Regions from separate parts of the Homo sapiens genome. Here region 1 is linked to region 2. The links are chromatin contacts, found by Hi-C or POLR2A ChIA-PET in ENCODE. All regions are on one chromosome and are shown on one strand. The core of a region is the stretch at or near the end of the contact, and the rest is flanking DNA. Distances in the headings are between cores, read along the strand shown.

The links. A loop is a pair of places that touch in the nucleus more often than their neighbours do. ChIA-PET counts read pairs that join two places held with the same protein, here RNA polymerase II (POLR2A). Pooled maps may share reads with other maps.
Region 1: a pooled map shows a loop between it and region 2 (2.2-fold over the local background). The contact joins two enhancer-like sites. A Hi-C loop is called at or near these places in 11 of 37 single-sample maps with no recorded cell type and 4 of 50 pooled maps. POLR2A ChIA-PET finds 5 or more read pairs at or near these places in 3 of 52 experiments (A673, OCI-LY7 and activated T-cell).

What each region holds. Positions count from the first base shown.
Region 1 is chr9:91,708,883-91,713,906 of GRCh38, reverse strand. No RefSeq gene overlaps it. Among named protein-coding and RNA genes, the nearest start is that of MIR3910-2, 75 kb to the right of the region's middle. Within about 2 kb of position 1,731, at least 7 of the 41 ENCODE cell types and tissues checked have a DNase peak (open chromatin) inside an H3K27ac peak, as active enhancers do.
Region 2 is chr9:91,499,358-91,504,188 of GRCh38, reverse strand. No RefSeq gene overlaps it. Among named protein-coding and RNA genes, the nearest start is that of NFIL3, 78 kb to the right of the region's middle. Within about 2 kb of position 3,273, at least 2 of the 41 ENCODE cell types and tissues checked have a DNase peak (open chromatin) inside an H3K27ac peak, as active enhancers do.

The DNA of each region.
Region 1 (5,024 bases), core at 482-2,981, 210 kb before region 2:
TCGAGGTACGTGAAAGCCACAGATGGAGAAAGTCAGTCCCCACCTGCGAAGGTGGCATCGTGGGAGGTGAGGTCCCTAAGGCAGGGTTTCTCCCTCTTGTGTTCACTGCTGGTCCCCAGCACAGAGAGGCGCTCCATAAATAATTGTTCCCACACACAGATACACACTCATATACACATATACTATACACACACCACGTTCCATACACACTACACATATTCATATATAAGAGCTGCTCTCTGCTGGCACGGAGGTCCATGGACGGGGTGGGAGGAGACTCACGTGTTGTGGGGGCTCCCTCTCTAAGGCAAGTGGTCCCATAAAAGCGAGCAACGCTTTTCTTTTTTAATTTCAGGTAAATTTTCTTCGAGTTTTAGTTATTATGCAGTAAGAGTAAACTTCTAGTTACCTAAAATAGTTTTCAATGTGAACTTCATTAGTTTAACATAACTGTTACATTTCTTTCCTACAAGATACAATTGACCATGTTTACAAGGGAAAGTGATCTGGTAAAAGCTGGCTTTATTATGTGGGTTCTATAAATATGCAAACTCATTGCACATGTAGTGTTCCCTTTTAACAAATTGTATTAACTTGATTATCCCTTCGGGATTTTTTTTTTTTTTTTTTGCTGAAATAACCTAGTCTATATAAAAACCCAATCTCTTCCTTGTATGTGCAAGAAAACTAAAGTGCTTATTAGGAAAGCTGCGTGTTTAATATACTGTGGCCAACACGATTATTTGGAACAGCATTTTTTGGTTAAATTGTGGGTGAAATGCTCTATCCCAAATGCAGACATGCGGTATTAGAGACTAGACCACAGAAATCCCGATGGTCAAACTGATCCGATGTGAGATTATTAGATTAACCTGGACCACAGATGGAGATCTCAGTCTGCTGGAGGCCTGGTGCTATTCTGGGCACAGGGATGGGGCAGAGAACCAAACAGACACATGAAGGGAAGGGAAGTACATTCTACAGGGTTGGGAAGCTCAGTTCCCTGAGGAAAACGCAGCTGGTGAGGGGGATTCCTTGGCCTGAGTGGGTAGTTTAAAGAGTCTGGTCGGAAAGCCTTTCCACTAGTCATCAACTGTGCCTCTAAAAATCACTGTAACTAAGAATCATCTAAAAAGGTGTCTGCACCTGAACCCGGTGATGGCTTCTTCATCCTCTTTAACTGCAAACAAAAATGTGCAGGCTACAGCAGCACAGGCAGCTTATTTGCCAAGAGAGTGTAACATAAAACTGAGAAAGTCACTCTCATTATTTAAAAAAAAAATGCATCTCTGAAAACTGTAACTTCCCAGTTAGTGAAGTTAGGATCTCAGGATCATAGAAAGCGGGAAAAATGACTGGTGGTGAGTCATTTGGATTTGTATGGGAGACAAGAAGCCACTCTTAATCCACATGATTAGCCACACCGGAACCCTTAATTGTCCTTCAAGCAGAAATGAAGGAACTGGGAGAAATGCCACTAGAAAATGAATTCTAATTAATTCATTCATCCAGATCCTTCTCTCTTTTCCCTAAAAATAATTCTAGTCACAGCCAGAAAAAAGGGCAGGAAAGCAGTTTAAAGTGGGGGGTGTAAATACCAATCGGTGGAGAAACCTGCGTGTTGAGGCATTCTCAGAGTGAAAGCCACAAATGGAGGAAGTTGGTCCCCAACTGCGAATGGCATCATGGGAGGTGACGTCCCCAGAGCAGGGTTTCCCCCTCTCTTGTGTTCACTGCTGGTGAAGAGCGTAGGTGCTCCATAAATAATTGTCCCCACACACATACACAGATACTCATACACATACACCACACACACAATTTCACACACACCACACATACCACACACACACCCATACACATACACCACACACACACCCCACACACATTCCACACATACCCATACACATACACACCACACACATTCCACACAGACACCACACATACCACACACACACCCATACACATACACCACACACACAACCCACACATATTCCACACATACCCATACACATACACACCACACATACACATACACCACACACACCCACACCCACACACACGTTCCACACACACCACACACACTCATACACACACACCACACATACACCACACACACCACACACTCATACACACTGCACACACCCACACCCCCACACACATTCCACACACACCACACACACTTACACACCACACACACCTTCAGCACCATACAGACTCATACACACATACACCACACACAGACACGTATTCTGCAAACACCACACACATTCACACACACACCATATACACATTCACATGCACACTTATACACACACACCACACACACCACACACATCTTGCACACACCACACACATACACACCACATCAACCCACACCACACACACACTACACACACACACCTCATATACCAGAGACACATACATAACATATACACACCACACATTTCACACATACCATACACACCGCTCACATATCACACACGCCACATACACATCACAGATAACACACACACCTTGCACACCTCGCACACAAATTACACACACACACCACACATACAGCACACACATGTGCACACACACAAACACTCCAGAAACACCACACATCACATACACAACTCACACACCATCCACACATACACCACACACCTCACACAACCTCACACATACCACAAACACCACACACACACCTCACATACCACACACATACACCACACACATCACACACCACACACCGCAAACATGCACCACACACACACCTCACATACTACACACATCACACACACCATACACATACACTCCACACACATATCACATACATACACTCCACAAACACCAAACACACACCTCACACACACACACCACACACAAACACATACACACCATACACACCTCACACAAAAACACACATCACACAAACATACATATATACATACATTCCACACACAAACCAAACACATCATATACACAAATGCACATACACAGCACATATACCACACACACACAAACCACACAACACACACACACCAGACAAACCCTACACACACCACCCACACATCACACACCACACACCACACACACACAGACACACGCACACAAGTTTCTCTTCTACCCCAAGGAGTGCAATTATTTGTTCACTGGTTTTCTTTCTAAAAATCCTCATTGTGAATTTCTGGTAAATAAAATTCTCCACCTCTAAATTTTTTAGCATTTAGGCTGTTTCTAAACTGTTGCTCTTCTAATGTCATAGTGAACATTCTTGTGCACCAAACATTAACCTGCCACCTTACCTGACTTAGCCGAGTGTGGGCTCGATGGTTGCAGTTACCATCTTTGTGTGTTCTTGCGGTGCCAGCGTGATCCTATCTGCTTTTCTTGTTCTCTGCGTCTTACCTTTATTTACCTTTGTTTTGATTTGTTTTTTGATACTGTTTTGCTTTTCTCGAACTCAAGTTGATTTTCTTCTCACAATCTATGTCCACAGATGGAAGTCAGGGGAACAAAGTTTCGTGTTTCACCGGAAGCCCCTCCTTTCTCCCCCTAACTTGGCTTCAAGTGCAGCCAAGTAATAAAGCCCTCACACAAGGCTTTGTGGTCACAGGTCTTGGTGACCGTGCGCATGAATTCACATGTGCAGAAGAAAAGTAAAACACTTTTCCTGCACTTCCCTCCTACCATGAAGTTAAATTATTGAACTTTTGAAGGCGACTTCTCTTACACCAAGTAAAAATGTCTGCATTAGTTTTCATTTGGATTAAAAAGTAGGACACCAATACTGATACGGGATGAAATGGGGTGCATGTTGGGTGCTGGTGCTCTGTCAGAAGTTAATCCTTCCGTGAGTTCCACTGCCAAATGCCAGGTGACCATCTGCCAAAGCCAGACACTAGAGTGGTGAGGACACGTTTCAATCAGAATCAGTAACTTTTTTTTTTTTTTTTTTCGAGACAGAGTCTTACTCTGTCGCCCAGGCCAGGCTGGAATGCAGTGACACAATCTTGGCTCACTGCAACCTCCGCCTCCTAGGTTCAAGGGATTCTCCAGCCTCAGCCTCCCAAGTAGCTGGGATTACAGGTGTACGCCACCACACCCAGCTAATTTTTGAATTTTTAGTAGAGACGGGGTTTCACCATGTTGGCCAGGCTGGTCTCAAACACCTGACCTCAGGTGATCCACCTGCCTCGGCCTCCCAGAGTGCTGGGATTACAGGCATGAGCCACCGCACCCGGCCTCAATTAGTAACTATTGGTAATAGGAGAAAATCCAGCATGAACGCATCAATCTGAACAGAAGTGACCAGGCATTTTAAAGGGAGGATGAGGGACTAGGGAGTGGGTGAGTAGGGGCTCAGTGGAGCCAGGGAAGTAAAAAATTACAGAGAGCTGGGAAGGCGGCTCTGGTCCATGTGAAACCCATGTGGATTTGCTAACTAACTGACACATATCAAGATTAGGCTCCTGTCTGCCCACAGAGGCTGGGAGACCCTGCTTGAAGGCCCTACCTTCAGGTGTTGGCTGGAATAAACTAAATTCTTTTGGCAGCCTTGAGTTTTCCTAGGCAGGCACATTATGGGTGCTAGGGATATAGCTGTGAGCTATTAGAAACTATGTTAGAGTTTATTGGGGCCTGGTTGAGAAGGGGCTCAAAAGAGACTGTTTAGAGTTTGGCCAAGGAAGAATTTTTGTCACTTGCCTGAGGCCAAAAAGATTGATTAAAAATACAACAACAACAACAACAACAAACAACAACAACAAGAGGTGGGTTACTGTTAGTTAATCAGAAATAGTAAGGTCAGAAATATTCAGAGATAATGAAGGGGTCCATGTTTTGATAAAAGGCCATGAAAAGTCATGGAAGCCACAACTAGTCCACACCAAGCTTGGCAGATAGATGTGTAGAGCAGCAGCTCCCAGGATGAATAGCCACTGTGGGAACATTAAATGCAGCTTTCAGAAATTGAAAGAGCAAGTCAGAAAAAATATCTGCAAACATTTCGTTCTGAAGGACACAATCCCTCAGCTTGGTCT
Region 2 (4,831 bases), core at 2,024-4,523:
ACACCAGAATTCTCCCAGCCTTCTTACATGAGCCTAAATCCTCCCTTCAAACAGAAGAAGGAACGGAGCTGCGGTGATTTGAAAGGAAGATCCATAGCTCTCTCTTTGTTGGTGGAAGGCAAGAAACAGAAACAGCTGCTTCTACTCTGCTGCTGACGTGACCTCCTTCCCCTTTCATTCCCTTGCAGACTGGTCTTTTTGGTTTTCTCCAGCCATTACTGGTGTGCGTCACTGGGGCCTCCCTTCTTCCAGCACATTGGTCTCACTGCCCTCATCTGTTCTCTATCATCAAAGCTTGTCTGACCCTGACCCTCAGCCTGGGTGGAGAGTAGGGACCCCCACACCTGCCCACTGTACTTGTTGACTAGTCAGACCCAAAGTGACAAGCCTGAAACTGCGTCTGCAGCATGAGGCATGGACAGCCATGACTCAGCATCCAGAATCAATGAGGAAGCAGTTACTTCATGTCTCCATACGGGACCTGAAAACACTACCCCTGAAACAGTACATGTTATTTTTTAAATGTTAGCATTTTAAATGCAAAACTTTGTAGTGATCATACACATTTCTCACACAATGTGTTGGTCTGAATTCAATCTTTTCTTGATGAGTCGAATGATGTGGTAATTTGACACATTGATGGCCCCCAATAAATGTCACCTGCTGGTATTCACATCCTCGTGTCATTCCTCCCCTTGAATCTGGTCTCTTGTGATTCACCTTAACCAGAAGAACGTGGTGGAAGTGACGCTTTGCCAGGTCCAGGCCTAAACCTTAAGAAGGCTGGAGGCTTCCACTTTTTCGGTTCTGGGGGGAAGCCAGCAGCCATATAAAAAGCCTCATTATTCTGAGACTGCCATGCTGTGAGAAGCCCACCCTAGCCACATGGGGAGGCCACACAGAGGAAAGCTGAAGCCCCCTTGTCAATACCCCTGGCAGAGTCCCTCACCAACTGCCAGCACCAGAAGGCCAGCCTCATGAGGAGGCCATGTGGACATGGATGATGCAGCCACATTTGAGCTGCCCCACTAATGGCACACAGAAAAGAGACAAGCTGTCCCCGCAAGCCCTGCCCAAATTGCGCAATCATGAACAAATCGATGGTTGTTGATGTTGAAGCCACCAAGTCTCAGTGTGGTTTCTTATACAGAAAGATGACTCACCGGGAACATCAGTATTGATCAGTGATGGGATTGTGCCAATCTTCGCAAGCAAGCCGGAGCGCCATATGAGAGTGTAAGGAGGGCTTATGATTTGCATTTTGCACTATTAAAAAGTCAGCTGATATTCCTCCCTGATGTGAAGGCACTCTACTATAAAAAGGGGCTTTGGGTCTTCAAAAGCACTGATAATTAGGTATGGTAGAGGGAACGAAGAAGTATGAGAAGAACGCAGGAGAGTGGATGGCCCCTTGTAAAAACGGGAGAGAGTCATTTGTTGTTGATAAAGCACAGGGGACTGGAGTGAGGAGGAGAACTTTTTTTAAAGACTCATAAAGATGTCAGGGCTCCTAGGAAACAGTAGAGTTGTGGATAAACATGAAACACCTGCACCCTGGCTCTTTTCCACGATAACCTGAAAGAGGAAAGATCAGTTCTCGAACATAGTTTGAGTGATGTACACCTAGGAATAGTGCACCACATGCTTAGGAGCGGGTTTTATTGACATTCTCAATAAACAACTAGGTGTAATTTTGTATACTTAGAAGCTTGAGGGCTTTCTTTACCTTAGTAATTCCCTTTCTCTCTCTTTGGGATACTTTTCATTAGAGCATACTTAGCTGGTTTATTAGCTGAAATAATTATGTGTTGATGAAAAGCACTAACAAATTGCAGATGAGAATAACATTCTCCATGGGCAATCGCATGCTGTATTGGAGGCCTCACTTGGAATTCTTTGGGAATTTCAGCCCTCTATTATGATGGAATCATCATCTATGAAAATTGTTATTCTCTACACCAAATATTCCATCACTGTCAGGATTTAAGAGCTTAATTGTTTAATGAAGCCAATTTTCAGACCTCTCCTTATTTCTCCTTCAATATGAAAATTGGCCCATTAAAAATAAATAAGAGATGAAAATTTGGGTCATGTAGCCAGATGTGTGCTCCATTTAGGTTTGGATAATTTAGTCACTGTGGCCATGGTCTGAATTAGTGCTCCTGAAAGGTGCTGACACCTCTCCAACTATAGGCTCCACATTTGGCATCCGCATAGAGGAGGCATTTGTAGGTGGAACTCTTTCAGCCTTAGTATTTACTCAATACTAAGTAATTGTATTATTGTAAATTGTAAGTGTAAATTATAATTGTAAATTTAAGTGATACTAACAACTTAATTGTAAATGTAAACGATACTAAGTGAATTGAAATTACTTAGTATTGAGTGAACAATACTGGTGAAAACATAGACCTCGCTGATTAACAAAAGATTGTAGTGTGTATCGTGTGCAAACTCTGCATTAGGAGGCTACAGCCCGATTAGTAACTTTCCAACTAGTTCTAATGTATACAGGTTTTATCAATACCTACTCTTGGTTCCTGCCAGTGATATTAGGGTCTACTTTAAATGATAAAAATAATGTAATTTATACCAATCTTACCACATTCCATAGATTAATATATCAAGTGTAGCTGTAAAATCATCAGCTGAATATTCCCCAATTTCTTTCAAAACATCTAAAACTTGCAGGAAAATAGAAATAATAGTACGATGAACACCCATAAACTCTCCCTCCAAATTCACCGATTGTTAATGTTTTGCCACATTACTTTGTTGCTCCTTTTTTCTCTCTATAAATGCAGACACACATTGGGAAATAAGCTGCAGTCATCACTTCCGCTTCAGTGTGCACCTCTCAAGAACAAAGATACTTTCCAATTAACCACAAAATCATTAACAACTCCAAAAATTCAATATTTAATATGATGGTATTAAAATTTCTTCAGTTGTCACCAAAATGATCTTCATTGCTGTTTTCTGTTTTATAAATTCAGGATACAATCAAAGACCTCACATGACAGCTGGCTACCACACTTCTTCAGTCCCCTCACAGTGATTTGCTGATCAAGACCTTAGCTTTTTGAAGTCGACTTGTAGAATCATCCACTCTCTGGATTTGCTTAATTTTTTATCTTGATTAGATTGCAAACAAAAAATAAATCTAAGCCCCCCTCTTCGACTGACCAAACCAACCTCCTCTTGGCCAAGGGAACCCCAGAGAAACTCATGATGAAACAGAAGGTCAGACACGCCTCGTTATACTCCCCGCTGCCCCGCCCCACCCCCGTCTGGGGTTTAGACAAAACAACTGACCAGCATTCACGTTAAAATGGAGATCAGAAGACTGACAGAACAGGCTCTTTGGGGCAATAAGATACCAAATTATAAACAGGACCTAAGGTCATGCCAGTGAAGTCACCCACTCCTACACTTAAAGAGTAAACTATGTTCTAACTGCCACAAGGTTTCTCTTTTTCTTTTTCTCTAGCAGCTAAACAAGGGCTAGACTTGAGATAAGCAATATTAAAACAATTATGACTCATGGGCTCACAGATGCTGACTAACTGAACCCCTGCTGCACCAGCCATGACTACAGTTTTGACTGGACAAGGCAGTGAATCAGTAACCTCCTCCTGATAAGAAAATCACCAACCATAGACTGGCTCTGGTCGGTTCGCAAAGGCTGAAGACTAGTGCCATCGTGTCTCTGCTGCACCTCTGATCACATAGAACCTAACAGTAATACATTTAAATGTTAAGTCTCTATCCCAAGATGAACATGGGTCTATGTTTGGGAATATTCATAGCTTCCCTGTAAACTGTCAAATAGTAGGTTTAGCCAACCCATTCACTATGAGCTCCAAATCCAACTTCTCCTCCTTCAAAGTGCCTGTCTCTGGTCTTTGCTGGAGGCCCACTTCCCAGCCTGCAGGATGGCCACCTTGCAGGCTGTAACCCTTTACAAGAAATAAAGTCTTCTTTCCTAAATTTATATATCTTAAGTTAGCAAGATGAAGTTTAAACAGCTTTGACAAGAAAACTACCTGGCACTGTAGTCTGCTTCCTTTACATCATTAGTGTGTCCCATGATTGGGCAATTCTGACTTCCATTTATTCTTCAAGGTGTATCCTTTTCCTCTTTATACTTAAAAATAACCTGTGGGTGATGCTTTGAGATTGTGTGCCTAACTCTTCAGCCAATGATTTTAGGTGCACTGCTGATTCTTGCCTAAATCAGTCATTACCGTGGTGACTGCAAAATTTTATTGTTAAATTCCTTCATTCCTCCGATATTTATTAAAAAGTATTACTTTATAAAGAAGAGCTGCCTTGCCCCTATTTTAAATGTATTACTAAGGACTTGAAGATTTCTTTGTTTATTTTAGTTAATGTAATATAACCCATTACGCCCTTTTTAAATGTTCAAATTGTCCCAACTATGGCTGGTGGGAGTCCCTTTCAGTGAGCACCTGTGTTCTTCTCACATATCCCTCTGAGATTTTTGCTTTGTTTTAGCATTTTTCTTGCTTTCTGGCACAGCAAAGCATCCCCAGCTTGCCTTGTGTTTGTTTCCTGTGGTTAGGCATTTACATTGCTTCCACCATTAGCTATCTCAAATTATGGCACAGTGAATAACTACACATGAATTGATTTGCAGCTGCCATGTGGTATCTCAAAGAAAAATTCCAAGAAGTAAGTTTGCAAGATTGAAAGATAAATGTCTATGTGATTTTGCTAGAAATTGCCAAATGCCCCTCCCAAAGAGTTGTAGCATTTTGCACTCTTATTAGCCAAAGTGCCAGCTTGATTTTTTTTATATTCACACTTC